Linked DNA regions of Mus musculus: regions 1, 2, 4 and 5 are each linked to region 3. Evidence: chromatin loops called from intact Hi-C (ENCODE). Cell type or tissue: left cerebral cortex. All regions are shown on one strand. Each heading gives the region's core, and the rest is flanking DNA. Links, peaks and the distances in the headings are about the cores only.

Evidence for each region. A loop is a pair of places that touch in the nucleus more often than their neighbours do. Peaks named below come from ENCODE experiments on the same cell type or tissue, not always from the same donor. Only the 100,000 strongest peaks of a DNase experiment are listed, where the experiment ranks them.
Region 1: a loop joins it to region 3, with 3 times the contacts of the local background. A loop is called at or near these places in 2 of 42 quality-filtered maps.
Region 2: it touches region 3 in a loop (4-fold over the local background); 11 of 42 quality-filtered maps call a loop at or near these places.
Region 4: it touches region 3 in a loop (4-fold over the local background); 11 of 42 quality-filtered maps call a loop at or near these places.
Region 5: a loop joins it to region 3, with 6 times the contacts of the local background. A loop is called at or near these places in 6 of 42 quality-filtered maps.

Annotation. Positions count from the first base shown.
Region 1 is chr14:99,627,483-99,633,665 of GRCm38, forward strand. All of the region lies in intron 1 of Gm34061 (a long non-coding RNA gene), which reads left to right. It also overlaps the pseudogene Gm9298. Among named protein-coding and RNA genes, the nearest start is that of Gm33880, 4.7 kb to the right of the region's middle. In left cerebral cortex, for the core only: no CTCF peak of the experiment used is centred there; DNase peaks (open chromatin) are centred at 3,816 and 5,090.
Region 2 is chr14:99,891,147-99,897,329 of GRCm38, forward strand. The region is part of intron 6 of Klf12 (Kruppel-like factor 12); the gene reads right to left. Among named protein-coding and RNA genes, the nearest start is that of Gm22970, 120 kb to the left of the region's middle. In left cerebral cortex, for the core only: a CTCF peak has its summit at 3,781 (motif pointing left); DNase peaks (open chromatin) are centred at 3,124 and 3,766.
Region 3 is chr14:99,296,733-99,302,915 of GRCm38, forward strand. It overlaps Klf5 (Kruppel-like factor 5), which reads left to right and starts at 1,959. Exons shown (of 4, transcript NM_009769.4): 1 at 1,959-2,490; 2 at 4,649-5,522. The coding sequence starts at 2,263. In left cerebral cortex, for the core only: CTCF peaks have their summits at 2,558 and 4,978; DNase peaks (open chromatin) are centred at 1,854, 2,552, 3,151, 3,379 and 3 more places; H3K4me3 peaks cover 3,267 bases; H3K27ac peaks cover 2,366 bases.
Region 4 is chr14:99,139,409-99,145,591 of GRCm38, forward strand. It overlaps Pibf1 (progesterone immunomodulatory binding factor 1), which reads left to right. Exons shown (of 18, transcript NM_029320.3): 9 at 1,129-1,254. Among named protein-coding and RNA genes, the nearest start is that of Dis3, 43 kb to the left of the region's middle. In left cerebral cortex, for the core only: a CTCF peak has its summit at 3,035 (motif pointing right); a DNase peak (open chromatin) is centred at 3,039.
Region 5 is chr14:99,744,779-99,750,961 of GRCm38, forward strand. No RefSeq gene overlaps it. Among named protein-coding and RNA genes, the nearest start is that of Gm22970, 26 kb to the right of the region's middle. In left cerebral cortex, for the core only: no CTCF peak of the experiment used is centred there; DNase peaks (open chromatin) are centred at 3,618, 4,069 and 4,999; H3K27ac peaks cover 1,555 bases.

The DNA of each region.
Region 1 (6,183 bases), core at 755-5,754, 330 kb after region 3:
CTTAAGACACTGCTGAACACTTTTGGGTTTCTATTCCATAGAACAATTAGAGTAATTTTCTTCAGTGACTTTTAGAATTCAAAAAATTTTTTTTTGAAAATTTTATGTATCTGTCATAAACTCATCCTTATTGAATAAAATATCCAATTTCTTTGGTCAAGAAAAATTTGATTGTTTTAATTTTTTTATTTATAAATGCTTTTCCTTAAATTTTCCAATATGAGATTTCCTTCCCAACTTTGTTATCAGGAAATAAGCACAGTATATATTCCCCTTTTCTGCTCTGACTTGGTAATTGCTAGTGTTTGAGGGCTGGGTGGATTGTCCAGCTGTCTCTGCATTTCAGTTTGGGCTACTCAGTAGGAAGTTGAGTCGGCTTTATAGAGGGCAAATATCTTTGCTTTTCCTTTCTGCTCATTTCCTCTTTCCTTTCCTTTCCTTTTCTTTTCTTTTCTTTTCTTTTCTTTTCTTTTCTTTTCTTTTCTTTTCATTACATTATTGAAAAATATTTTCTACACTTCAGAATCTGGATCAATAGCATGCTGGCAGGCTGGTCACCTGCCCGTCCTTTCAACCTCTTATTGTGATTGCTATGACGACAAGAACGCTGACCACCCCAGTGATTTTTGGTTTATGGTCAGTCTATTTCTGCCTTCTCCATTTCTTTTAGCATAGGAAGTCCCATTCTAAAATCAGGAACTGCTCATGATGAAAGAAACTGACATCTATAGGGTGGGCCATGTCCTGGGAACCGGACCAAGTCACTCTAATCTGATAAACCTTTACATCCTTAGAGAAACTGTCTGTGGAGCCATTACAACTCCACGAGATGACAAAGAAGCAGGCGGAGTGTTTCAGAAACTGAATGAAGAGCACACGGTCAGTATGAAGCAGTGAGATTTGCCTGAATACAGAGTTTATACAACAGTGTGGTTGTCTTCCTAGCAGTTGCTGGTTCCTACGTCTAGCCGCCTGCACCCTTCAGAAAGGATTTGAAGCAGGTGACTTTGTTACTAACCTCTGTCTTGCTGCCACCCTTAGTAAGCCTGAGAGGCCACGGAGGATGGCGTCAGCTGCAGCTCCTCCTCTTCCAACTCATCTTCTCATTGTCAACCCTGACAAACTTACACCAGAAACTAGATGGCCTGGCTGGGGACAGTGCTGGGCAGTTTATTGGGTTAGCATGGGGGAATTAAGGTTGGTAATTTCTGTACTGAGAATGGTCTTTGATCTAGAGTTTTCACGAGTTCTCTGGTGATAATTTTTCTTCAGCAACTTTTTAAAGTTCAAAATAACTTTTGGAAATTTGGATACATGTATACAATGCATCTTATTATATCTCTCTAGCCATTCCCTCTCTCTAATTCTCCTCAGCTTCAAATTTCCCTCCACACTTCCTGTCTCTCTCTCTCTCTCTCTCTCTCTCTCTCTCTCTCTAAAATAACACCCAGAATCCAATTAGTACTGCCCATGTGCACGTGGCTGTGCAGCCATCCCCTGGGGCCTGGGAAACCCACCAGAGGTTCTAGTAGCCATCCCTTGTGTTTGGCAACTTTTCAGAAGTGTGTGTGTGTGTGTGTGTGTGTGTGTGTGTGTGTTTGTGTGCACATTTCATATTGGATACATCCTTCCTCAAATTACTTTGTGAGATAAATTCATTAAGTTTTAAAGAAGGGTTAGTGACGGTAACTAAGTGTAAACTAGCCCTTTAAATTTATCTTTTGATTTTCATAAATGTCTACAGGATAGATATCATTAACTGTTTTTTTTTTTTTCCTATGGATGCAGACAGGGAGGTAGAGAACAATTGAGTTGCTTAGATACCAGGGTCCCAACCTAATTCAACTGAAACTTAAAGCCTGTTTTGTTTTGTTTTCTTTTCATATATATATATATTTTAAAGTACTTTCTGCTTTGCTAATTTGAAACTGCTCCCCATTTCCCCCACCAAAAATCTATATTAAAAAAAGTACAGCAAAACAAACCCAGTAAAACCAAATCATTTCTCAGATAGCTAAGCATTTAGCCAATCCAGCACAAGGCCATGAGGAGCTGTCAGAGATGTTAAGATGCAGCAGGCTGTTGTTAGAGAGATGGATGCTAATTTGTCAGCAGTCTCTACTCTGCTGGGAGACAGGAGGAGGGGCTTCTGATAACTGACAGCCAGTTTTTTTTGTTTGTTTGTTTGTTTTGTTTGTTTGTTTGTTTTTAGCCATTATAGGGATCACAGACTATTCTTCCATTCCCTTTAGATCAGAGTAAAATCTTGTCTAAGGCAGCATATTTGGGGGTAGGGCATTTTTTTTTTTTTGCATGGCTTCTAATTTTAAAGTTTCTTAGGATCTTCTTGTTGCTCTGAACACATTCAGGACATAGAAAATTATCTTCCACTCCTGGTTCTGGGATAATACAGGCCGGTAACAGGAGGAGAAAATTCATCCTTTGGGGAGTGTCTGGAACCCAGGTCTGTCCAGCAAGAAATTGCAGGCGAACCCAGCCTTTCTTACGTGCAGGGAGCTGCCTGCCATGGACTACACACCATCTGAATCCAGTGGCTTGTGGCAGAAAGGCCTCCACGTTAGACGGAAGAGGACATCGATTCTTAGACATTGACTGAGCTGCTCTCATGGCAATCCTTGCCCAGGCTGCAAATGTGGACTCCTTAGGTGAAGTTAGAATTCCCAGGATACCATTCTCCTGCTTCTTCCTTTGGCACCTGCTTGGAGACCCGATTCCTCTGGTGACAATCTTGGATTTCTTGGGACTCTGCTTCATTCTGGCCTCACGAGATGTATTGGGAATATAACATTCTTGTTTAGAATATGAGTGTCTCTGAAGTCTCAAATAGACCTCAACTTTCTTGCCATCCATGCTCAAGTTATGATACCGACACCACTCCCGAAGAGTGTTCCGGGACACGTCCCTAATAGGAGGCAGGCTGGGCGGAGGACAGGTGCTTGGTATGGATCTGGTTGGATGTTTGATTCCCGCATGCCTCACCAGAGAACGAACGGGCTGGTGGTGTGTGGTCTGAGGTTGAAGAAGAAACATTTGATTGCATAGGGTAGTCTGTGATTGACTCCTCCTCCTCCTTAAATGGGACCAGCGTTAAAATCATACTTTCTTCATCCAAGTTTTCCTCAGATTGGTTCTCGTTGAAAGTCTCCAGGCCGAAGTATGACATTTTCAGGCAGGCTGGGGAGAAGACAAAGGCAGCTGCTGAATGGATGCCGACTTCTTTTATAAGTCTTTGTTTTGTTTTCTTCCTACCTTCTGTACACATTGTTTTTGTTTTCGTGTTGCTGATATGAATAGGTGGACTGTTGTTCTGACAGTTGTGTAAAACAGAGGAGTACATTGTGTCATTGAGAAATGAGACCACTAAAGAAAATGTCAAAGCTTCAGTCAGGTGGACAAAGATCTCTGCCTCGCAGGTTGTGGTGAGCACCAGCACGGTCATTGATCAATCTCCATGGTTTGATATTCGCCTCTAAAGAGTTTGCTATTCCTCACTGACAACAGCATCACTAAAACACCTTGTTGTCTGAACATCTAAGAAAGCTTCAATACTGGTTTGTCTAAAGGCAGCTTGGGGGTTAACCAAACCGCTTTCTCAGCCTTGCCTCTGCGTGCAAGGGATGTGGTGGTGGTGTTAAATTTACACCGAGGTGGTGGTGGTGTGTTCTTCGTTTCAAACTCCTTTATCTAGAATGTGATCTTGTAGAATTCGCTGGTCCTTGGGAAGAATCGAGTTCTTCTCTGATGGCATTTCAGAGGCGGGAGAAGCAAACAAGTTCTTCCAGTGTCGGGAAACTATGACTCATCTCAGCTCCCATGCTTTCTGACTCTGAATGAAGAACGGCAGTGTTCACATAGAAACCGTATAATTTGTCACGTTGAGAACAGGCTGATCTTGTTCTAATGCTCTTGCAGAACTCCAGCTACCTTTATATGAGGAGAAAACTTCAGAAATTAATAAAATGAGGTTCAGCCTCAAGGAACATGACTAATGCATCTGAAATCAGAGACTCAAAGACACCAGAAAGGGGAGGTGCTTGCAGTTTTACCAGGAAACAATTTTGAATTGCTTGAGTTTTGTTGTTGTTGTTGTTGTTTTTGTTTGTTTGTTTTTTTGGTTTTTTTTTAGAATCATGGCAACATTGTGTTCACATTTCAAACACCAGAACATTTCCTCATTTCATAGATATAAACGGAAATCAGCCATTGGATAGAAATAGAACGAAAATATAATCCCTAAAGGAGAATATATTAGTATCTTGATGTTATTTTATCATGGACAACGGGTCAAATACTTGTTGCAACTGTTGAATATTGACCCGTAGGTATGATTTAAATCCCATATTAATTTCCAAAGATAATTTGTGTGTATCCACATTTCCCAGTGCCTAATGCCACCCCCAGACATGTACCTGTCTGTGGGAGTGAGCGTGCACGTGCGAATGTGTGAGTGTATGAGTGTGTGTGTGTGTGTGTGTGTGTATTAGCGCGCACGTGTGCACACGTGCATCTATGCACCCTTGTGCTGTGATGATCTATGCAGTCCTGTGGACAAGTGAATACGCACAAAAATATGCATAGGTAATAGCCAGGCCCTCGGAGTTGTCAGATGTTTTGAACATTGGTGATGGGCAAGGTTCCATGTTTGGTGACTTCTGCCAAACTGCAGAGTGCAAAATGAATTTTATCACTCAGAATCAGTTCATTTAGAGATGGGTGCGACAAATAGCTGTTTTGCCCAATCCCTTTTGGTTTTGGAGAGTGAGCTAAGGGTTCTTTCATGAAGTAAATCTATCCTTTCAGAATCACCCGGCATGCTGTGGTTGCCTCTCATCTCCAAACTGTTGCCTAGCAAGTAGTTGCTCCTTGAATATTTATTTAGAAGTTCTCTGGCTGGTGGATGAGTAAGTGACAGATAAGTTTCGGAGAGATTGCGCAAGCCCCTGTCTTCAAGGGGAGCCCAGGTGTTTTCTGCTTTCTTCCTAATTTCTTGCCTTCTCTAAATGAGTTAATCAATTCCTTTTCTCTTTGATCCTTAAGCCCCATTCCTGGAAACGCCACCTATTGTTAGCCAATGGAAACCTTTTCTTCTCTCTTTTCACCTCTTCCCCTAAGCCTTGCTGAGTAACTGGGAAAGCAGCGAATTCTCCTGAAAGTCCACTTTGTCTGAACTTGTGGGAGGTTGTGAGTCACCCGACTCCTGAGACACAAAGTTTGCTCAAATATTTACTGCTCTGATCTCTGATTTACTTAATATTAACGCCAATTGTCTGGTTAGCCTTATACCTTTGGTATATATACTAATCTTACTGTTTGTCTCAGATCCCAAACTACCTCAGCATTCTAAATATGGTAAATTTGGGATCCTTTCCAATTAAGGTTATAGACAAAATTTAAAATACGTTTCTATTTTTTCAGAACACTAGCTTTTATTTCAGACAAAGCCTATTGACTTCCTTATTCTCAAAACTTTCTAACGATCTTTCAGGGCAAGAGATGTTTTAAACACAGATTTTTTTTTTCCCCTCTCTCCGCAGAAGAAAATTAAGTCCTCAGAAAAGTTCCAGAACTGTGTTTAACGTTGAGATTTATCGGATTCCTCAGAGAAAGTTCTCTGCTCCATATTAAAGTCTTCCCACCCCACAGTCACAAACAACATGTCTTTACATGTCTTTACATTACAGGAAGGACTGACATGGCCTCTCTGATATCACATTATGAATGAAGAAAGAATAGGCAAAGGATAAGGATTATGGGATAGCAAGATACACTCAAAAAATATTGGCAGTGGCTGTCTCTGTAGTTAAGGGTGATCAAGATTTCCTTTGAACCATTCTGTTTTCTAAATTCTTAAAATAAATAAATAAATAAATAAATAAATAAATAAATAAATAAATGATAGAGTTAGTAGTCTGTCCATGGGCTATTGTTCTCCTCTTCCCCCTTTGCCAGTGCTACTTTCCAAAATTAGGTGGTGGTGGAAGGTTCCAGAGTTGGAGGTGATTGGTGGAATAGATGTGACAATGCTTTAGATGCCAACAGCAGGCTGTGTTTGAAGTCCCACCCCCACCCCCACCCCGTACCCCTGACCCGGACCCGGAACAATTAGAGAGTGGCAGGTGGAGATCCCAGGTTCCCTTTCACTGAAACGTTGGATTAGCAGGG
Region 2 (6,183 bases), core at 659-5,658, 590 kb after region 3:
TCTTCACAGCACTCTGATAAATGTAAAGATAACACGGAGCTCAAAAGGAAAGGGTGTCCATAAATATCTCATGGCAATTCTAACTTGGTGATATATGTGCTCACATAAATAAAGTTCAGAAAGCAAAATTCACTTTGTAATATATTATTGATCAGAGGCATTCATTGGCAGGTGGTTTTACAAGCTTTTTTTTTTTTAAGTGTATGCAAAAGATCAACTTTTAAAACAGCAGTTCAGTAAGATACAGCTTTGGTATAAAATGAAATCAAATGTATAAAACACAAGTATCACTGTGGATCTCAGGCACTTTCTTTTAAAAGACACTAACTCTCTGATGGGTCAAGAGAACTCCCTTCTCTTTAGTGAAAACAGTATTATATTTGTAACATTTTCTATGCGTATTGATAGCAATCTAGATTGAAAAGGTTTCCTCCTTTTAGGTGGCAATGGGAACTGCTTGCTTGCTAAGGCAAATCGCCATGAGGATGGCTGCTGATGGTCGCTCTGTGCCACCAAGGCAATATACACAGGCAAGCATCTTCTCTCTTTGCTATTCTGCGCTCTGCAAAAAGATACTTGCCAATATGGCTGTCTTGCACAACACTTGTCTTTTTTTTTTTTTTTTTTTTTTTTGGTTTTTCGAGACAGGGTTTCTCTGTATAGCCCAGGCTGTCCTGGTCACTTTGTAGACCACGCTGGCCTGGAACTCAGAAATCCGACTGCCTCTGCCTCCCAAGTGCTGGGATTTAAGGCATGTACCATCACCCCAGGCCTTGTCTTCACTTTTAAATCTCATTCATTAGCATGCAAAGAGTTGTGTGTTGAGCAATGGAGCACTCAAGAGCGGCCTGTCTGGTTTTATTTGGGGACTAGTGCTCCTAGTGTGTGTCTTCTCACATAAAAGTTTCGTAGAGTGGGGAGAAAGGCTAGTTAGCCACCTCTCATGCCATCTTGTCACACTAATGCTAAGTACATATGTGCTGCCATACAGGCAAGCATGGGATTGACGGCTCTCCTGAAGGGATCAACCTGGCAGGTTTGTGAACCTGTCAAGGACTGGGTTGAATGACAAGAACACAGACCCTAGAGCAACCAGGGCCTCAATTAAAAATGGGCTTTTTTCCCCTTAATGCTTGACCCCTGGTGGATCTTCTAACCTGGCTCACTTCCTGGGATTTACATAGCCAGTAAAAAATGTCTAGCATACTTGCGTAGCTGTGCATGACTTTGTGGGACAGAGAAATGTGTGTACCCTCCACGTGAGATCTTCATGTGTACAAGGATCCTAAGCCCCTACAGTAAGCACACACGTTGGCTGTTCTTAGCTTAGCATTCCCCTCCCGCATCCTCGCATCTATCTGGTCAGCTGCCATGAAGGTTGTTCCAGAGCCCTCCAGTATGTAGCCTGATACTATTAAGACATTATGGTGGAAAGGAAAGGCATGTGGGGAAAACTAAGGCAAGTTGAACAACATTCTGGGCCTACTTGGGGGCACAAGGTGTATATGTGGCGGGGACGGCGCATGTCAAAGAGCTTAATAGGCCAGGTGACACTGAGGCATTCTGGAAAATTAAAAGACGTTATTGACCAATGGAGTAGGAAGAAAAGAGTCAAGTAGGCAGGCCATTTGAGGTTGGAGTTGAAGGTCAGAATGAGCTGCACAGACCCAGGCTCATCTGCAGAGCTAGGCACCATTGCAGCTGCTTGCTCTCCCCTGGATACGGTGTGAATTATCTACTCTGCTATGGGCAAGCTCACCAAGGACGGTCCATGACTTTTTCTGTGCTTCTGAAACTCCATCTATAGGAATGGAGAAAATGTTCAACCAGTAGTTGCTGAGCTCATCCCATGGATATGGCCTTTCAAACGGGAAACTGAAATATTTTAGTAAGAATGTAAACAACTGTTTATTTACTATGACAGTGACATAGTATGCTTACTAAATGGCAGTTAGCTTCACTTCCAAACAACTACCGCTCATACATATCAAATCCATTAGAGTCCCAAGTAAAGTTATTTAATTGTAGCCATAAGTTTACAATGACATAGCTCTATAGCTGGATCCACTTCAGCCAAGGACTGCCGAAGGCCTAGGATGTGTTATCACTGTATCTATCTGCTTCGGTTATAAAACTGATGTCCTGAGTCACACATTTTTAATGAGACTTACAACATCTGGGGATAAAGCTAAAAATGAAAATCCGTGAGATTGCCACACCTTTGGTAGCTGCTCCAAGCTTATCAGTTACAGGACAAAGAGAGATGCAGACTTTAGTTTCATCACTTCACATTTCATATTTCATTTTTTAAAATTTCTCAGCACACTTTGTTGTAGTGTGAGTGTGACTGACACCCAGCCTCACCAACAAACAACCATCCAGAAAAATCCCACTACCACCAACAAAAAAGCCAAGACAAGACAAAACAAAAACAAAAACTAACCAACCAAACAAATACCCAAATTCATGTTGAAATTTAATCCCTACCATGAGGCATTTAAGGAGTAGTAAATAAGTCTCTCAAACATTCCTGTCTCCTGTCCTGTGACAGCCACCACGGGACTCCAATATCAAGAAGGCCACCATCTAATGCAGTCCTTCAACCTTGAACCAGACCCAGAAATCAGGATCAAGCTTAATTCTTTAGATCTTGCCTAGTCTGTGATACTGTAACATCAGCAGCAGAAGCAGACTAAGACAACCATGCAGCTCACAGACTACATGAACTCTGGCCAGGACTTACAAGCTACTTACCATGAGGATTCTACCCTGAAAAGAGTCAGTTTTTAGATGGTATCTCAGCACCATCACTAGGCTGTGTGCTTTGTCTTATAGTTAATAGAGATAGGAGGGAGATCCTAAAAGGGGAGTTCAAGGAACCATGAGCAATGACGCAAATATCAGAAGTAGCACTGTATGTATCTGAAGGTGGACCCAAAGGCCACCGCGATGGACAGCTGTCCGAGAATCTCCCCAAGCCACTTTAGAATCTTATTCAGGGAAAAAAAAAAAAAGAAATCGAGATGTCAGTTTAGAAGAAAGAAATACATGAATAGCAATAAGAAGCGATGAGTCAGGGGAAAAGTGAGACCGTGGAATCTGGAGCCACTTAGCATCACCGCGTGGGAGGGAGCGTAGGTGTAAGTGGGGCTTAAGTGCATCACACGTGTAATTTATAAATAACAGTGATCCGGTTACAGCACATGCCCCTTTCATCCGAGGAGGCGTTGCTAATTAGTGTACAGTTTCCTTTACTTTTAAATGTAAATAAGGACAGATTTCAGACACGGTCTAATCATCCCTGGTTCATATTTTCAAGCCTCCATAAGTAACCTTTCGATGTCTAATATTCTGATATGAGTTATTTTTATGAAGGCAGATACATGAGAAATGTATCTATCTCAAGTTCAGTTTATAGAACTTGATATAAATTCTATCAAATAAATAAATATAAATATAAATTTTAATGAACATTAAACAAAACTGCCCTATTAATGACTCTCCCCCACCCCCGCCCCAGATTTGTGGCAGAGGCATAATATCAATTTGTAATATGAAATATTTCCAATATTTATTGAAAAAGAAAAGACATGTTGGGATTATTTTTAGAAACTTGGCTTGAAATTTAACTCCGTTTTCCATTCATTACTAAGTTGAAATGCTCTGTGGAACATTTCATTCTGATTGCCACGTTTCACTTTAGTGTGTCCCACACAGCAGGAGAGCCATCATATTTCCCACCTAGACTAGCTGCAACAGCCGAGTCTAGTGCTCCATCTAGTGGCTGTACGCATTACTGACACCTGAGAGCTAAAACAGCATTGAAATTACTTTGTGGTTATCAACCTTCCTAATGCAGCGGCCCTTCAAGACAGTGCCTCAGGTGGTGGTGATACCCAACCATAAAATTATCTTCGTTGCTACTTCATAACTGTAATTTTGCTAATGTTATGAATCATATTGTAGGCATCTGTGTTTTTTAATGATCCTAGTTGACCCCCATGAAAAGGTACTCCGAGCCCCAAAGGTTGAGAACCCCTGCTTAAGACAATAGTGAACAACCTAAATGATGCCATATTTTCTTTTAGAATGTACACTTAATATACCTGTACTATCTTTAAATGAAGGAAATGAAAAGTAGATATTCACTGTACAAGTAAGACTCCATTAACTTAAAGCTTCTACAATTTCATTTAAATACACTGCATACCTTATTGTGTGGAAGAAATATACAATGTAGACGAGAGGGTAGGAACAGTGGGCCTGCTGGCAACATTGTGATGACTCCTGAGCTACATTTTCTCCTTTGTAATGTTCCTTTAACAATGTAGCCTCGGCAGGGGTTGCCATCATGACACTATTTCAAAATAATTGCTCACATATTCCTGCCACTACCTGAGCGGCACAGTAACAAAACAGAGTTGATTATTTTAAAATTGAAATTATTTAAATGTGCACTCCCAAACTCTTCTTTAATTGTGTATGCATTGCTAACATGTAGAAGAGTTCCCTTTCCTGTATCCCTAGAAATGTTTACAAGGTTGCGTCCTAAGGAAATACACGAGTGGTCAGACACTACTAAAGTGCAGAACTGTAAAACATTAACACGATAATTACTGTGTCCTTCTTAAGGAAAGTTTCTCACTGCAGCCCGCTCCCTTCCCATAGCGTGCGCGGATTTCGTAACTCATCAGTTATAATCCCAAACTCCACATACAGTATTTTTGGTCACACATAAGGATCTTACTCAACATGCCTGAAGCAAAGGTAAGGCTAAGAAGCTGTTTAGTAAAAGCATGCAAGCCAGCCTGAATTTCTATAGAGCTAGTGCTGATTACATTTTACTCACTATGTTATGAAATCTTGTATATAATTATAAATTATAAGCTAGCCTGGGATCATTTGACACCAGTTACAACAAGCTAACCAAATTTTACTCTTTCTTTCTATTTGAGAATAATGTCACTTGACTGTCATTTCAAGAGGCTATGCCTGCACAGACTAGAGTGGTCCCTTGGTATCAGAGAACTGGTTCTTGCCCCATCCTCACAGATACTCAAGGTGTAAGATAGAAACCAGTGAAGTATTTGCATCTAACCTCTGCGCATCTTCTTGTACACCCCAGATGATATCTGGCTGTTTACAGCATCTGAAACAATGCAAATGCTTCCCATAGCTTCTATGCATACAGCTAAGGGATGCTGACAAGAAAAAGCTCACAGATGTTAAGTAAGATCCAAGACTAATGTGCAGGAGTAGACCCTTTGGATACAGAGGATTGGCTGTAAGTGATTCCCTGGGAAGGGGATAAATGGATTTGATACATTTTGGGTTTTGAGCTGGAGTTTAGCGAGTATATGTTGCTGCAGACTAGAGGTAGCATATCTACACGAAGAGCCTGCCATATGGAGGTCTCTAGGATTACAACTCAGGGTATTTTCTTTGCATTTGTCATATTCAATCTGCCCATCAATCGACTGGAAAAGATGAAGGAGAGATGGTGTGTGTGTGTGTGTGTGTGTGTGTGTGTGTGTATTATTCAGATCCTTTTGACTTACTGATTTTAACACAATACCGTAAGTCACTACAGTGGGCTTATAATATGTATTTTCTGGATTGGAGAATGTAACATATAAATCCCCAGGCTGCCAACATTACAGCAAGAGTTCCCTGGATCCCCAGAAGTTGCCTCAACCTCACCTCCAGAGCAAGTCATCATTTCAGGGATAGCTCAAACATTACAAGCCTAGGTCTAAAAAATTAATCGGCTTCTATCTGCTACAATGGATAAACTAGATCTCATTGGCAGCATTCCTTGACCTACATGCTCCTAATAGAGTTAACTTCCAGAAGACTTACATATATTTTGTCCACATTAAGAGACTTCCATAAATATCTCTTCCCTCAGTATATAGGGAACACAAACCTTATAAAGACAGCATAAGGAGACAGGTGTGAGCGTACCTAGAAAAGACATGGCTGACAAAATCGGGAGTGTCTGATCTGGAGGTCAGGAGGTACTTCACCATGACCCAGTGAGTGCCAGTCAGTGTCGGAAAAAGTTTGATCAGTTGAGGGATCTCCATCCACCTGGAAGCCCCAAATGGCACCATAAGAGGACAGACAGGACTCTGTCTTAAACTTCCACCCAATGTCTTGCCGATGAACAAGCTGCCGGTGGAC
Region 3 (6,183 bases), core at 640-5,639:
GACGCTCTGGTTTAGAGAGGCTTAAAAGCCAATCAGAATAAAGAGAAATTCAAAGAGTTAAAGGAAGGAACCATCCTGTTAAGAGCTATCAACACTCCACACTTGGTTTGGTTATACTATCAGCATTAAGTACCCAGAGGTCTTCTAAAAAAATGACCCCTTTTTAAAAAGTTAAAATCTGACAACAATTCTATGACCCGTCTCAGAGTTATTTGAGCACGTGATTGGCTTTAATAACAGAGAAAAATGAGGCCAAGTTTTTAAAGATGAAGGTTGGCAACATGGGGTTGTCGACGTAAAACGTCAGTACACACACACTTATTAAATAACACCCTGGTATCATGAAAGTTGTCATCACCCATCCTCTGAAAGTGGCAACCACAACTGTAAAGATGGATCATTGCTGACAGGAAGGAAAAGGGAGAAAAGAAACTGAGTTCACAATATGATTTTATCTTTGCTACAATAAATAAATAAATAAATAAATAAATAAATAAATAAATAAATAAATAAACGACACGTGAGACTTTGGAAATTTCATTGGAAATGAGACTTATACCTGTGATACACTCTTTCAGGTGCACTTTTTTTTTTTCCTAAGAACTTTTTAAAAAGATGCTTCACTGTAAAGGAGCGAGTGTGCTCTAGGTAGGTATTATAGTATAGTGTGCTGCCAACAGACGTAAATAGATAGCAATATTACAGGCGTCTTTTTAAGTCGCAGTTTATTGTTTCAGCTTCTCAATAAGCCAGATAAAATCATAGACAAGAACATTGAGGATTAAGGAAAGGCGTTTCCTTTGGTGTGATTACTGGCAAAAATTAAGAACAAAACCAAACCAAACCACTCACCTTCCATTAAAACAACGCAGTAAAAAGGTAGTAATATAGTTGACTGTTGCTTTCCTACCAGTTTGGATACCCAGTTTTCAGGGCTGTTGAATGTCTGTGAATGTTTGTGCCTTCTTTGGTTCCCGTTTCGTAGGAAAAGGTGACACTGTATTAGGTAGATGGGACCCATACTTCTGAATATATTAAAACTCCATTCCCCGCCCCTCCGAACACTACAGTGCTAGCAAAAATAAGCCAAAGATGTAATGTCTATTTAAATACCCGGTTGAGCTGGCTGTTAGTTCTCAAATTAGATTCCATGCTCGGGCTAGAATCAACATGGTTTAAATATTAAAAACTTCATAATTCATATGGCCCACCCCACCTTTTCCCCACATTCGGCGAAGGAGAGTAGACATGTCTGTGAAAACTTGTAGCTCCTTAAATACTGTAGGGGAAAATGTGCCCAGGTTGGTATGCAAGGACTTGAAAAAAAATGCTTGACATTTACAGATTTTATTCAGGCCACAAGGAATCTGCGAAAAGATAGATAGATCTACGGCTGAAAACACAGAAAGGAGGGCTGTTTTACGTTTGTTTTCGCACCGCCCCTTGTTTTCCTCTAAAGTACATTTTGTATACTTAAAAAAAAAAATACACTCATTGGTTAAGACTGGAAACCTCAGCTCCCCCCACCTAGCTGCCTTCTGTCTTCGGTTTTCGAGTTTCAGGTCCTTGCACAACACCTAAGACGTGCAATACTTTTTTTTCGCCCTAATCCTGGCAGAGAACAGTTCGGAGAGATCTCCCTCCGCGTCTCCACCCTGATTTCCCCCTCTTCCTAGATTCCACCCGCTCCTCTCCTTCCCTCCGCCCGCCCCGTGCTCCGCCGGCCCAATCTGTCAGAGAAGTTGTGTACAAACTGCGCCGCAGCCCTGCGCGCGAAGCTCCTGGCCCGCGAGGGGTGCGGTCGGCCCGTCGGAGGCGGGACCTCGTGGGCCTTCTTTCCTACTGGCTACCCTCTGGCCCTGGGGCCTTGCCATTGGCCACAACGCTGCCAGTCCGGTGAGCTGGCCCTGCCTCCCCGGAGTTGGGTGAAATAGAGGCGGGCGTCAAGTGTCAGTAGTCGCGGGGCAGGTACGCGCTCTCTTAGGTTGCTGGTGGAGCTTGGGGGTGGCGGGAGCGGGTTCCGGCGAGAGGGTGAGCGAGCGCTGGGGCGGGGCGGGAGAAAGTGGCTGCCCGAGGACCTCGGCGGTGACGCGTGGCCGAGCCCAGGAGCCCCGATCTCCGTGCCCGCCTTCGTGAGCGTCTGGCTGCCGGCCCAGGGGTCCCCCGCCGCGGCCCCCCGCCGAGTCCGCCGTCCCGTGCCAGCCCGAGCGAGGTGGGATCGCGATCGCTCCGTGTCCCGCTCCCGTAATCCCCAGACCGTCCATGCCCACGCGGGTGCTGACCATGAGCGCCCGCCTGGGACCACTGCCCCAGCCGCCGGCCGCGCAGGACGAGCCCGTGTTCGCGCAGCTCAAGCCGGTGCTGGGCGCTGCGAACCCGGCCCGCGACGCGGCGCTCTTCTCCGGAGACGATCTGAAACACGCGCACCACCACCCGCCTGCGCCGCCGCCAGCCGCTGGCCCGCGACTGCCCTCGGAGGAGCTGGTCCAGGTAAGCAGAGCGGCCGGCCTCCCTTCCCCGGCTCGGGCGTGTCCCGCCGCTACGAGGCGCGGGCGACAGGGGCCGCTCCAGACTGGGACGCGCGGGAACGGGTGCCCGGGTGGACAGCCCCGCCCTGCGCTCCCAGACGGGGCGCCGGGGAGTGGATGGGGGAGCAGGGCGGGGGCCCACCCGGATCTGTCCAGAGGAGCTAAAGAGAGCCGCGCGCTCGCGTGCACCTTCTCTTTGCTTGCGTGGGGATGAAAGCTTGTGCCCACGCTCAACTTGGCTTAAAATGCTTCTTGACCGCTCTCTCCCGATGGCCCTGGCCTTGGAAGTCCACCTGCCTGCGTCCTCTGGGGTGAAATAGAAATGCAAATTGGAGTACTGGGGTTTCATATACCCCCGTGGAGGCTCACCCTAGAATGTATTGTAGGGCCCCGTTTGGAAAACTAGAATCTTAAGGTTGTATTGGAACACCGCTTTTCCCTTAAAAAGAAACACGGACAAAAAAGGCCAGGGGTGTTGTTTTTCTTAGTGTGCGCGTAAATTTCCTCTCGGAGTCGCGTTGAAAGCTGGCAGTTGGCTTTTACACTTGCCCAGCAGCCGAATTAGAGCAAGCGCCTGTTTCTTTCGCCCACGCACGGGAGTCATATAGCCTAGAAAAAACTTCCCGGGACTTTTAGCTAGTCCCAAGGAAAAAAAAAATTGGAAACAGACCCACATGCAAACAGCTGGAAGAGCTAAAATCAGAAACCACTAACCGCCACGGGAGCGCAGTGCACGAAAGGGTTTAAGATCGGTTTATTTCAAGACGCTTAGTTTAATAGCCTCTTGCTGTATTGTGTATTTGCACTGAGCGCCTATTTCTTGGGGTCTGCCAGTGTCGTGGTGCTTTGAGAAGACAGTGGCATTTTGTCAGATGTGACTCACATGGCTACAGCATGAATCTTTATTTTTAAGTCCTGCATATCCGGGAAATCCCGTCCGTCCTCGTCCACATCCAGATCTTGATGATCTGAGGTCCGAGGTGACATTTCTTTGGAAAATTAAAAGCAAAATATACGACTCCTATTCACTGACTGAGGTGAATGGTTCTATGAACCATTTCATTTACCTGGGGCTTGATCTTTTTCTGACTTCCTTTTTTTTCAATGTCAAAAAAAAAATCAAGAGAAAGCGTTCGTTATATTAGAGAAGAGAGCTGGGGGAAAGATAGGCGTCTGGTCAGTAGCTGGATTGATTATGTATGTTCTTAAACAATCAGGGCCTGGAAGATATTTGGTTATTTTATTCTGGTAGTTTTCGCTCAGGAGATAGCAAGATGACTGCGCTTTTTACAGAGGAAGGGGGAATGTAGCATTGGCCCACGGAGAGGACATGATAAATGTTTTGCTGATGACTGTGCCTGCGATGCAGCAGCCTCTCCCCACCCACGGGAGTCTTAGCACCCGTCTACCAAGGGAGTGATTTTTCTCCTTGATAATTAAAGATCTGTTTTAGATAGGGATATGAATAGGTCCATTTCATTATGATAGTGACCCATTACCGAATCTACTGGTTCAAGTGAACATTTGGACCAAACGTTGAGGGTGCAATTGTTTTGTATCAGTGGATACAATACAGGCTTCTGCTCCACAGGTTCAAGTTTCTATTCAAAAAGTATTGAAATGGCCAGAGAACATTTTATATTAGGCCTGATAAAATAACCTAGTCCACACACAAAAGCCCTTTGGAATAATTATTTTTAAGATTTGCACAGGTTTTAGTTTTCAAGTGTAATGGATGTGAACAGATTTGAGGCAGTTTGGCAAAACTGTGATACCATAGTTTAACTGAAGATATACCCTAATTTGACTGTGTGTGCGCGTGTGCGCGCGCGTGTGTGTGACTTGATTGCATCAGAAAATGTTTTGACCTCCACCCCCCACCCCATTTGCCTTTCACTTTTGTCTGGGGATGATTTGCGGGAGTGACTTTAGTGAAGACATGTCGTAGAGTCTTGGTTAACCGATAATTACACAATTGACAAAATAAACTTGTGTGTTCATAAGCAACACTTAGGAGTTGGCCCCTGTACTCCTGTCGAGTTTTTAAGTAAACCATATTATTTATTTATCCTTCCTGACTGAGTCGGGTAGATTACGTGTATTCGTCTTTTCTTTTTTAGACAAGATGTGAAATGGAGAAGTATCTGACCCCTCAGCTCCCTCCAGTTCCGATAATTTCAGAGCATAAAAAGTATAGACGAGACAGTGCCTCAGTGGTAGACCAGTTCTTCACTGACACTGAAGGCATACCTTACAGCATCAACATGAACGTCTTCCTCCCTGACATCACTCACCTGAGAACTGGCCTCTACAAATCCCAGAGACCATGCGTAACACAGATCAAGACAGAACCTGTTACCATTTTCAGCCACCAGAGCGAGTCGACGGCCCCTCCTCCTCCTCCGGCCCCCACCCAGGCTCTCCCCGAGTTCACTAGTATCTTCAGCTCCCACCAGACCACAGCGCCACCACAGGAGGTGAACAATATCTTCATCAAACAAGAACTTCCTATACCAGATCTTCATCTCTCTGTCCCTTCCCAGCAGGGCCACCTGTACCAGCTGTTGAATACACCGGATCTAGACATGCCCAGTTCGACAAACCAGACGGCAGTAATGGACACCCTTAATGTTTCTATGGCAGGCCTTAACCCACACCCCTCTGCTGTTCCACAGACGTCAATGAAACAGTTCCAGGGCATGCCCCCTTGCACGTACACCATGCCAAGTCAGTTTCTTCCACAGCAGGCCACCTACTTTCCCCCGTCACCACCAAGCTCAGAGCCTGGAAGTCCCGATAGACAAGCTGAGATGCTGCAGAATCTCACCCCACCTCCGTCCTATGCCGCTACAATTGCTTCCAAACTGGCGATTCACAACCCAAATTTACCTGCCACTCTGCCAGTTAATTCGCCAACTCTCCCACCTGTCAGATACAACAGAAGGAGTAACCCGGATCTGGAGAAGCGACGTATCCACTTCTGCGATTATAATGGTATGTGGTCTGTGTGCTCAGGGCATCAGGAGGGTTTCATGTTCCAGAGTGCCAATAGGTAGGGTATACCTGACAGTTAAAGAAATCACCTATTCGTAATATTTCTGTGTTTTATGCTGATGTATAATGGCATAAAACACCAGCCATGGCAATTCATGCCTTTAATCTTAGCAATGAGGCCGAGACAGGAAGATTACACGTTCAAACTAACCTGGGCTACATAGTGAGATCCTTTTATTATTTACTTATTATTTCTGTTTTGGTTTTTCGAGACAGGGTTTCTCTGTATATACCCCTGGCTGTCCTGGAACTCACTTTGTAGCCCAGGCTGGCCTCAAACTCAGAAATCCGCCTGCCTCTGCTTCCCAAGTGCTGGAATTAAAGGCATGTGCCACCACACCTTTAATTAAAAAAAATATTATTTTTATTTAACGGTTAGACCATTCTAGGAAATAATCTAATTTAGATTTCTTTCTTTTTAGTAGTAAATGACAACTTGGGGTTCATTTAATCTAATAGATTATAGCACCAAATGGATTTAAGAATGGTTGTTTCCGATAGTGTATGCTCATTCTTGAATGAGATACGTGACCCAAAATATAATTGGATGGTAATAAATATATTTCCAAGTTGCAGGCATAAGCAAGTTTATGATTAATGC
Region 4 (6,183 bases), core at 537-5,536, 160 kb before region 3:
TTTCTTTCAAGGATTTTGGCTGGCTGGCTGGCTGGTTGGTCGGTCAGTTGGTTGGTTGGTTGGTTGGTTGGTTGGTTGGTTGGTTGGTTGGTTGGTTGGTTGGTTGGATGGTCCTTCAGTTGGTTGGTTGGTTTCGGATTTGAGCTTACTCAGTATTGTGTGAGAACAAATGTTGTTGGGCTTGGGGTCCTCTGAGGAGTCAGTCTCTCCTTCCCTCGTGAGTTCTGGGTGTCACACTCAGGTTATTGGCCTTGTGCAGTAAGCACCGTGACCCGCTACGTCACATTGACTACACAGAACTTACTTCCCATTGCTGGGTGGAGATCATAGTTCAGTGGCTGAGTGCTTCTTAATATACACAAAGTTCCGAGTTTAGTTCTGAGAACTTCAAGCAAAAAAAGTCCCTTGACCATGATGTCTTTTTAGTAGTTTTTGAAAGTCTGTACATATCTCTAGAATACCATTTTAAAGAAAATGTCCGCATACTTAGGCTTGGTATCCTTCTGACTGTGTGCTATGAAAGACGAATGAGACGGCACTCATTGCAACGTTGGTTTTCAGATCCCAGGTCTTGGACTCAGACTGCCTGCATCTCACGTCGACCTTCTCTCTCTTGCTAAATATGTACTGCTATGCTAATAGCCCTCATAATCCTCAGACTATCTCTATTGATCAGCAAAACTAAAATGTCAGCATTTGGTGATGGAGAGATGGCTCAACGGTTAAGAGCTGTTTTTCAACACTGGCTGTTTTTCAGAGAACCTGTATTCAATTTCCAGTACCACACTGGGGCTCACAGGTGACAACGCTGTCACCATCTGTAAATCCAGTCTGGGACTCTGACACCATCTGGCCACCTGAGTACTGCATGCATAGGGTGCACATAGATGCAGGCAAATATCTATGCACATGAAGTAAAAATAAAAGAACAATTTTTAAGTTAAAAATTTTGTCTTTACCTGCTCAACATTTCTGAAACAGTGTTTTTAGGTATTCTAAAATGGCTAAGTTTTCTAAACACACTGTAAAAGCATACTTCATCCAATATATTAAAATCTTACCTGGAGAACAAGAGCTTATTTTTTTTTTCATGAGGGAAAACTGTGACTTTTTCTTTTGTCTTTGCAGAGACCATTATAAAACAGAATATGAAAATAAACTACATGATGAACTGGAACAAATCAAATTGAAAACTAATCTAGAAATTGATCAGCTTCGAAGTGCCTCTAGGGAAATGTATGAACGAGAAAACAGGTAAAAAGGGAGAGAGAGATTGAGCAAGCCTGTTTGGGATTATAATAATTTTACTGAAATTAAATGCTGTTTTTGAGACCTCTTTCTTCATAGTTGTAAATATAAATTTAATGGGAATGTTAACATTCTAAATTCTTTGATGGCTAATTACAACAAGGCTTATCATACTTTAGGTCTTTCCTAATGTGTCTGTTTCCTGTTACCTCAGTTTAAAGACAAGAATAAGAGAAAAATTAGTAAATGCCAAGACACCAAAAGTTATCCCAACCATTTCTCTTGTATACTTGTGAAAATTGAAATAGTAAAATATGCAATGTTATATATTTTATGTATCCTGAAAGATATTATATCAGATAACATTGAGGAATATTTTTATTCCCACAGTTACTTTTGAATTGTTATATGCTAGGTCCCCCTAGTAACTGGGAGCATTGGAAGATTAAATGAATGCACTTATTTCACTGACAGTTGTTCTCATATGCTTACTCTAAAGTTAATCTGGCATTTAAACTACTTCCTGCTTTCTGTCTTCTCTTGTTTCCTTCCTCCTTCCTTCACTTCCTTCTTCCTTTCTTCGCTTCCGTTTTTCCCTTTCCCTGGTGTCCTCATTTTTCCACCTAAACACGTTACCAACTAGGGTATCACTCAGCCTAAATGGGCACAATGATCTGCAGATGGGCCCAGCAAGCCCTAGTGGGTTAGGGGTAAGAGATCAGATCCCATGTTGACCAGCTTAGTGGGTAGTGATTAAACTTGCTAAAACATTAGAAAAATAAAAGGCCTTAGTAGAAACTGAATTTAGTTTCACTGGAAGTATCTGTGGGATATCCAAATAGTAGTGAATTCACAAATCTTACCTTACCAAGAGAAAGGTCTGTGCATGACAGAGAACTCTGGCAAAGATAATATGTATTATATAAATAATTACTATTTAGTTTTGTGGTTCATTCATTTCTCCTAGGCATATTGTAGGCATTTTGTAGGCTTTTGTTTACATAACCTTAAAATTTATGGCATAGTTCTATAGTACAGCATGATTTTCCCTAAACAATAGCCATTACTATATATTATTTTACTATGTACTTATTGTGACAGTTTCGTGATGTTTCAGTTGTCCATCAAAAAACAAGAACAAAGAGAATCATTTCAAATACATCCTAGCATAGCATACGTTTACATGTATTGACTCTCTCCCCGACTAGGAGAGATAGATAGGTAGATAGGTTGGCAAAGCTGACTAGAAAACTGGGCAGCAGGCGAAGTCAGCAGAAGGATAGTCAGAGCCTGCTGTGCTCATCCCCAGGGCTGCTCTGGATCCTCATTCACAGTGAATGGAAACTTTCTGTTTAGGCTTCATTTCTGAAGGGACACAATACCCTGACAAAAAACAGCTTAGGAGAGAAGGGTTCATTTTAGCTCACAAGTCCGTCCTGCTGGGAAGTCAAAGCAAGCCCCATCTGCAGGTGAGAGCACGAGAGTAAATTATGCACTGTGAGTGCTCAGCCTGCACTCTCATTACAGAGTTCTGGGGCCTAAGCTGGGAAATGGGGCCTCCCACATCAATTAATGCAGTCAAGACAGTCCCCTCACGCGCCAACCTGATCTAGACAACAGCTCATGTACACTCTTCCCAAGTGATTCTGGGCTTTGTTGAGTGGGCAATTAAAACTAACCATCATACCGCCTAACCAGAAAATTGATGGGATCGGACCCAGGCGCTTCAACCACAGGGTTTTAGATTGACCTGTAAGGTATTAACACTGTGACACAGTTGCCACCAGATGGCGCCAAAGTGCAGCGCAATGCTGTGCCGGCTCGGGGACACCTTAGTAGCTTTTGAATGTACAAGCTTGCTTTTATTGTTTTTCACTTCACAGGACTCTGTCCCGGTACTTATGTGACTGAATCCTCACTATGGCAGATCTGAAATATATCTATAACTTCTGTCCCTTTAAGTCCTTAACAAGGTGTAAGTTCTTTTGAAACCTTACAACTTAAAATGATTAAAGAAAGACTTTAATATTCCTTATAAAAGAACAAAATTCAAGCCAGGTGTGGTGGCACATGGCTTTAATCTCAGCATTCAGGAGGCAGAAACAGGCCAATCTCTATGAGCATGTGTTCAAAGCCAGCCTGGTCTACAAAGCAAGTTCCAGGACAGCCAGGGCAGTTACACAGAAAAGCTCTATCTTGAAAAACAAACAAACAATTAGTTTTGTTTTGAACAAGGTAAATTAAGCTGGCTGTGTATTACATTATGAGTTAAACTATAGCAAGTCTTTAGTCTTTAGCCTCGCCTCCTTATAGTTGCATTACCTTTTGAAGAGCGTAAGCAGCTAAGAGTAGAGAAATACCTTGGTAGCAGGAGGCAGAATGAGAGAAACTCAGTTCAGTGGTAAGAATTATTATGTAAATAACTTGCTTACTAGGTCTTTGTAAAGGCTACAGTCCCTCTTGCATGTTTTGAAATAAGACATTTTCCACAAATTGAGGTGCATACGTTCAACGCCAGTATTCAAGAGGTTGCCCAACCCCTTTCTTAAAAAGAAAAGACAGTATTCCATGAGTGAAAGATTTTGAGCAAAAAGACTAAACTTAGGTCCTGTCCCTCACAGCACTTGCTAGTGGGGGGAAAGCGACTGCCTAACCGTGAGTTTTCTTTCCTCTTTATAAGAATGAGCTGGTAGAAGGGCCCATGAGGTCTGAATTAGGAAGGAAATGTGAGAAGTGCATTGTAAGTGATAAAATACGTAATGAGTATAGGTATGTTTATGCCTTTTGCCTGTGTATAATAAAAATCATTTATATGATGACAATTTACGTAAAATGGTTATTATATAAAAGCTAACTGGTACATGAGAGTGTTACATTAAAGTCCACTGTTAGGAAATCTAGAAGGTCTACACAATGACTTGTTTCCTAAGCACCTCTGAGAGATAATAAAGGGGCAATAAACTAAGGTGCTTGAATTTTTCCAGAACACACAACTCCCTGGAATGTGAGATGTTCTCATAGCACGGAAAAGAAACTCGTGTAGTCCAGGCTGTGAGTTTCTTAGGCGCATTCACTAGGCTCTGCTTGCTGCAGAGTCTGGAACTGCAGCAGCTCACAGTTGTGTGAAAGGGAGGCCGCAGTGCAGAGGCGACTGAGCGGTGCTTCTAAGTGTGGCCATTAGTGCAGTGTTGCTTCGTGATTGTATTTCCTTCCTGTTAGTGCTGTCTTGATCACAGTGGACTGTCCCAAAGGCCACAAGAAGCCTCAGTGACAAACATGACATTTCCATAGAAAATTGGTGCTATGAAACAGCTTTCTATCTTGAATCTGGATTTATTTACGAGATCAGTTGAATCTATTTAACCTGCCCAGTAGATGAATTTGGAGCTAGATTACAGAGATTCCATCCTACATTTTAAAAGTGAGTCTCCTCGTTAGTGCTTCAACTAGTACTCCTCTTGTTCATATCTTACCAAATAAAATGTATAATTTTGAAATTTCTGTGAAAATATTTAAGTCTTTTTCTCTATTTTATCTTTGAGTTTTTGGTCTTTTTAGCTGGATTATTGGGAGTGAAGGGGTCTGCAGGTAACTTGGTGGACTGTGAGCAGCTGGGATGGCCTTTGTTGCAGCTCTCCTTTGTTATTACCCCATGTGCCTCAGGTGGTTCTTCCTGTCACTAATACTTACTTTGCGATGTGTAGGCTGTCCCACATAGACTGAAGGTGAGTTCCCCGTTGTGCAAGAGTTTACATACACATGCTTTGTGCATAGTTCTGTGCGCAGTGGGGGAGCCTGGGAGAGCAGGATGAGGCTAAGTTGTTACAGGAAAGCCTTCACAGAGGTTTCTAATGGACTGATCAGGGCTGAGCCTCGACACTGATGCAGAAGCTACTCGGCTGACCACCCACCATATTTATTCACTTTCATTTTAATAGTAATTGCTGACCACTGTTTAAACTGCAGCACCTTGATGAATCTTAATGAGTAGTTTTGTTTCGTAAATTTCTCATGCCTATGGACTTCTCTTGTATGTGTGTTTAATTTCATATGAATTGGTTACCTACTTTGAGTTCATAGTCACAGCTAGAAAGTATAAAATTCCATGTAAGCACTATTTTTGCTACATTCAAAGAATACCTGAGGGCTGGCGAGATGGCTCAGAGGGTAAGAGCACTGGCTGCTGTCCCCAGAGGTCCTGAGTTCAATTCCCAACAACCACATGGTAGCCCATAACCATCTGTAATGAGATCTGGCACCCCCTTCTGGCATGCAGAAGGTATACATGCAGACAGAACACTGTATACATAATAAATAAATAAATCGTTAAAGATCGGGTAATTTATAATGAATGGGAATTGATTATCTCGCTGCTCTGGAAGCTGAGACATTCAATATCAAGGTGCTAGCATTTGGCCCGGGCCTGTTTCCTCCATCCTCACATGGCAGAAGGCCAGAGAGCATGTGAGAGAGCAAAAGGCAGGGGACTTGCCCATGTTAACAGCATCAATCCCACTCAGAAAGGCTTCTCCCTCGGAGCCTGCTCACCTCTTGAGTACCTCTTATGATGACTGTTACAGCGGTGATTACATTTAGACACCACTCTGGGAAGGCATGGCCATTCAAATCATAAAACTAATTATAATAGAAGAATAGGAAATTATAGCATTTTCAGTCAATAGTGATCTCAAAACGTTTCTTCTAAAATACATAGCTTTTCTTAAGCAAATTATTAAATGAGAATTTCTTTTAGATACAGTAGCATGTTCCTCTAACACTCGAACTCAAGAGGCTGAGGCAAGAAGATTGCAAAGTTACAGGCCAGTCCTAAGCTAAAGATTTCATTTTCTAATGATGTTTGCACCAGTATAAATTTAGATTCAGTCCGTTGATACTAGGAATTTTATCTCCTCGAAATGAGAAAATATACTCCAT
Region 5 (6,183 bases), core at 794-5,793, 450 kb after region 3:
GTCATGGGATCCAATGTGATCCAGGTTCCTGGTCCTCTTCTGTCCCTCAGGGTGAGTCCCTGTGCTTTAATTGATGTTCACTTCCTTTGGACTGGGCGGCTCATCAGTTTCCAGTCCCTGCCATGTTCTGGTTAGAATCCCACTCTAACCAGCTTTACCCACCATGACTACTCTTCAGTCTTGGAAGGAAGATGATTGGGATGGGATGATTGCTTTAGTCCTGAGGAGTTTATAGTGGTAAAGACATATGATTTGATGTTTTCATAGGCTATCTTACTGCATAAATTCCAAGGTGCTATGTTGTAAAGAGTTTATGTATTTATTCAAGCCTGTGGCTTTACATTTGGTTCTTGGATGACAAGTATCGGTACATTCTGGGAACTTGTTAACCACACAAGGTCTCATCGTCCTCCCTAGATCTGCTGTAATAAGATCTTTTAACAGTTGATCCAAAAATCTGCTTTTCATAGAGAGCTGCCGATCAAGTTGGAGAAGCGCTGTTCTAGAACTCTCTGTGCTTCGGATGTGGCAGCCCCCCAAGGAGGAGCCCAGCAGTTAGAACTCGTGATTCAGACTACTCCTCACTTCCTTCTATTTTTCTCTCCATATGCTTTTCTGTGCTGACTTGGAGCACATACTCTGCCAAGGTTTTGATTGATGCCCTCTTGTGGCTGTGAGGATTTCTAAATGTACAGCAAAATTCTTTGACCTACTGCTCCCTTTCTGGCTTCTTATCTCTCTATCATTCTGGGAAAACTCAGTCTTAATGATCCGACATTATTGGAAGCAATATTCACCACCGTGTCCTCCCCGCACAAGTGTTTCTCCCCTCTATTCCTGTTTATCATCACTGATCTCACAGCAGGACTGGACCCAGTGTCAGCTGCATGAATCACTTATCTCTCAGGCAAAGTTATGGGGGGGGGGTAATAAAATCTCAGTAACAAAATAGTACTTTAATGAGATATATTTTAGTTAAACTTTCTATGAAATTATTCGTGATGAGCTATATGAAAATTTTAAAGTTACTACCATGAAGCTGGGGATGTGACTCAGTGGTGACACACTTGCACGTACAAGGTTCTGGGTTTACCCCCCCCCCCCCCGGACTGTCTCCCCACAACATGCCACCAGAATAAAGTTAACTTTGCTATGACTAGCCATGGTGGAGCTTGAGGCAAAAGAGAAAATCTGTGGTACTAATCTTGTGAAATTTAAAATGTAGTCTTTTCATGGATACTATGCACATGTTTCTCCTTTTCCAAATAATTCATAGGATTTCTTCACATTAATTATTGCAGTTTTGGTGGCCACTCATTTGTTACTAGACAAAGCATTCTTTGCCTCTTATACCAAAACAGTGCTTCAGAACAGGGCCACATCCTCTTCCCTGATCACCTAAGTCTTGCTATTTTCAAGCAAGAACAGATACTATGTAATGACTTGACAGGCATCAAGAAAAACCTGTTACTGGACCCATCACACCCATCTTTCCCCTCTGTATTAGCTTTCCATGTCATAACTAATACTTTAGCCAAGTATTGGCGGGGGGGGGGGGGGAAGCACATCTCGGTTTCAAAGGTGAATATTATAAATCCAGACATCTTTCTTATATTGGCTCAATACAAGATAGAGTTCTAGCAGAGGAAGTGGCTCCCAAAAGGAAGAGCTTGGAGGAATCTGGGGCCACTGCTTGTCCCAGGGCTGGGGGCAATCTGATCATCTATCTTTAGCAACAACATAGCACTCCACACCATAACTCTTGCTCATGGACCACCTTGTCATTGGGCTCTGGATGAATCTTTAATTAGATTATACTTTTTGATTTCAGAAACCCTCCCCCCCTCAGACACACACACACACACACACACACACACACACAGACAGACAGGAATTGGGCAGCCATTTTAGTCTAGACTATAATTGACCTCCTTCACGGTCTTTTTATCACTTCACAATGCATTTGAGACAAAGCAGAATTGTGATGTCATTGAATAAACCAAAGCAGCATTTGAAAAGGTTGGAGGCTGGGTTGCCTTCGTAGTATGTTCACTAGCTGTGATCGCAGCTCTCCAGAAGCTTCTAAGGCTATGAGATGGAGACCTCAAATGCAGATACACAGAACAGCACACACAAAGTCGTTTCTACCACCACATCTACCCATCAAAACAAAATGACAGTTCAAACGTGTTCTTGAGGCATGGCACTGTTTCTTTCATACATTTCCAAACCAAATGCAGCCGCAGCCGCAGCCAGACTCACGGGTCTTTGAAGATGCCAGAGTACTCTGTGCACAAATTCACCTTTCATGCAAAAAATTCCAAAACCCAGTCTACAAACATGCCCTTCATAAATCACCAAAGAGGCTCTTAGTTGCACTACTGCATGAATTAAAATTGTCAGGACTCTTTCCCTTTACAGAAGTCAGTCGGTCTCCTTTAAAGTTCTGAGAGCTGTCAGGTTTCTAGAGTTTGAACTCCAATAAAGAAACACGATTTTTCTTTGTATTTAGGGGTTTACAACAGAGTGTCAAGCTCCGACCTGTTTTGAAAGTCGCCTGAGCAGGTTGGGATTCTATTACTATAGTAACATAACAAGATAAAGGATCTTAAGGATAATTTTTTTTCCTAAGATTTTTCAAGAGATTTCTTCTTGCCATTTATGGCTTGAGAGAATTATCTTGTGTAAATTTATGTATTGTGAAATTATCTGTCATTGGAGTGTTTAATTTTTCATGCTTTTATAGTCTAGAATGCACCGTAAGTGCATTGAGCCAAATGAGGAGCCTTTGGGACACCTTTGCACCAGTGAACACTGTTGTGCTTTTGTGGGGTTTTGTGGAGTGTGCCAGTCTATCGCCAGACAGGGGGCAAACTATGTCAAATGTGGGGTGACTTCATTTGTACTCTGACGAAGAGCCATGTGATGTGCCAACCACTGAGAGGAAAAAACAAGGACCGTATTAACATATGTCTCTGCCATTAACCTTGAAAGCCACTATACTCACATCTTCCAGAGGATGGGGCACACTTCCTAGGTTATTGGACAAGTGTCCAATCCACCACAATTCAGTAGACACCAAATCTACCAGGCACCTTACAGAAAACTCAGCACAAGAGGCTCGGGGTGTGTGACATAAGAGAGGGACTACCATGGCATTATGCACCCACACACCCTTTACTTCTCTGAAGCCCTCAAACAGTTGGAAAGTACCCTCTAATCACATTACTGTCCCGGGTAACGTGAGTCATAAGGATAAGATGCCAAAGTTTTCCAAATCACTTTGCACCCTAATATATATAAATAAATCATGAAGTGGCTTAGAGTAATGGGAAGTTATGAGGAACTTTTTCTTCTAAACGTTTTAAAATGAGTCCCAAGCATTATCCAGCCAGAGACGGGAAAGGACGTTAATGTTTACAGGTTTGCATGCACGCACAGGTTCTGCTTGGTTCGCGGTGGCTCTTCCGTCCTCCCAGGGGCTGTCTGCTGAAGCATTCCCTGCTGCTGTGGGTGAGTCAGTCCTTTCGGTTGGATACAATTTGCAGCCCCATTATCCAGTCTAATCGCAGCAAAATGCAACCAGAAACATCCTCCCACCCCCACCCGCCAAGTTGCTGGCGCAGGCAAATGGGAAGCTTGCTCATGTTCATTTCGGTTGCCATGACATTTCCTCAATTACCTCACGGACCTGAATCACTCGTCCTCGACGCTGTTTTCATCCCGACTGTCTGGAAGACAGAGACTTGTTTTTGTTTGGAGGTACTCAAGAGAAAACCATAAGCGGGTCAAGATGCTATGGTTCTCTCGAACGTTGGACAGGCCCGGAATGCCCTTGGAAGCTTCAATCTACCTTAGGCTGACTGTGAGAGCCAGCTGGTCACATAAGCACTGGGATTTACTTATTTTCAAAAGAGGCATTCCTAGGCAGCACCCCCATTTTACAAATGTGAAAGAACACCTCTAAAGGTTAAATGTGGAGGAGTCATAACACATATAACTGAGAAGAATAATGGACGGTGCAGACTCCTGAGATGCGTGTGGGAAGGCATGGAGAGGCGTGCATCTCCTAAGGCCTTTCTTTCCCCTGTGTCTGTTTCAGATGCTCTGAAACGAGCTGTGTTTCTAAGTGTATCATGAAAAGGCATTAATCAAATCTGCAATATTTGTCTTTAGAAGGAGTTTTGGCACGATATTCTACCCTTTTTGATGATATGTTATAGTATACATTGAGGCAGCCCCCCCAACACATAAATAAATAAGAAATGTTAAAATGTAGCAATATTTGCTCACACAGCAAGGGATGAGGTATGGCTTTCAGTAAGAAGGGAAGAAATTATATAATTAGCCCTGACTGATAGCTCCATGACCAAGTCATTTTATAAAATTAGCCTTGGGAGGGAGGCATTAATGGAGACAGAAATGAAATCAATGATCACGATAATAATTGTCTATTTCTATTAAGAATGCATAGGAATAATATTTTAAATTCCCTATCTTCTAATCTCACTCCTACCAAGTCTTCCTACTGTGCGTGTTATTAAACATGTTCTGAGCAGAAGGGAAAGGCAAGAGAAACCTCTAACCATCTTTACTATGTCCAACCTCTAAAAAAGAGCCAGGCTGGTCTTTCCCAGAAGTGATGAGAGTGCATTATTTGAGACTGCACGGTCGGTTGTACAGCCTCTTCAAATAGGTCTGTCCTGCTAATATTTATGAAAGGCCACAGGTTCCTCTATCTGGAAGATCTTAGAGGAACCCTATTGTCTGAGCATACTGAAGCTTTCTTTCTCTGAGAAAATCTTGGCAATGGGAAACACATTTGCATATTTATTTATAACAACTGTCACACTTCTCTTTTCCCCCCTCTAAAGAAAATAAGTCTTTAATTTTCTATTGAACTTGTTCAGTTGACAGAAAATCTCTTATGCAGCAGCCTCATGCTTAAAACATGAAGCAGGAGCAAACTACCAACACTATATGGAAATCGTCTGGAAGAAAGCTCTTTTCTGGTTGGAGTCATTTACATTGGAAACACAAACATGATCTTATTGAAAGAAGTGCTGTATGAGCCGAATGGCTGAAAGAGATTTTAAGCTTCACCTCTTCGGAGTCCAGGGAATGTGGTAGGAAATCGAAATAGACACATGGTGATAATTTTAGAAGTGGGCTTGCATCCCAGTTGTGACAATTTTTTTTTCCATAGCATCTTCTAAGGTGATGTATTTTCTAATACCGGAGAATACTAGAAAGCTCATCTTAGAGAAATGCATTACACATTATCTGATGACGTTAGTGGCTCATAGGCTTATATGTACATATGCCTGTAACTTTGTGCTTTGCCTAAGGCCCCTCCCCCTCTTCATTCCGGACACTTTGAAGCCTTAGAATCAGTGAAGCCAGAAGCCCACAGCGACATCAGCAAGACCTCTTAACCCAATTCATCTTTGAGGAAGTTTGACTGTTCCTTCCCTCCTCTGGGCCCATCCCTGAGGTGTTGAAGAGACAAGAGAGAGAGACGTGGTGCTTGAAGCTAGCCTAAAAGACACATTTTAAGAGTGATCTGGGATTTTCACTTAAAACCATATCCTGCAAAATGGACTTAACTTTTGTGAATAGGTCCTGCCTTTTAGAACAGCCTGGAAGAGAAGAGAAAAAGACAGTGCTTTGGTGTTAATTTGCGTTCTGCGTAGAGACGGGGGGGGGGGGGTCTTTTCTATCTCCTTTTCTTTTCCCACCTCCCAAGCTGACCTATTCCTTCTGAGCCAATCAAGTGTCCTTTACTGAGCACCCTCTGTTGCAGTGTAAGGTACTCAGAGTTATACAAAGAAGTCCAAGACTTGGTGCTCCATTTCATGATGAGAGCTGTCAGAGTAATACGAAAATGGGCTAGAGCTGAGTTAAGGAACGGCAGTGAGCGAAGGAACCCAGGCCTGCTTACTGAAGGATGTTCTCAACAGGCAATGGCGGAAGGACCCAGTTCTCTAAAGGGACAATAGCGTTTTTTTCGAAGGCATCACAAAACTGGAGAGTAGTGAGGAGACCTATTTCACTCTTATTTCATATTTATAAATATGAATAATGAGTGAAACATTTCACTCTGGATTAATTGTATTAGCCATACAATTTCACTGAAAAGTAGTATATTATTGTGGATTAAAAATAAATAACCTGAAAAGCAAG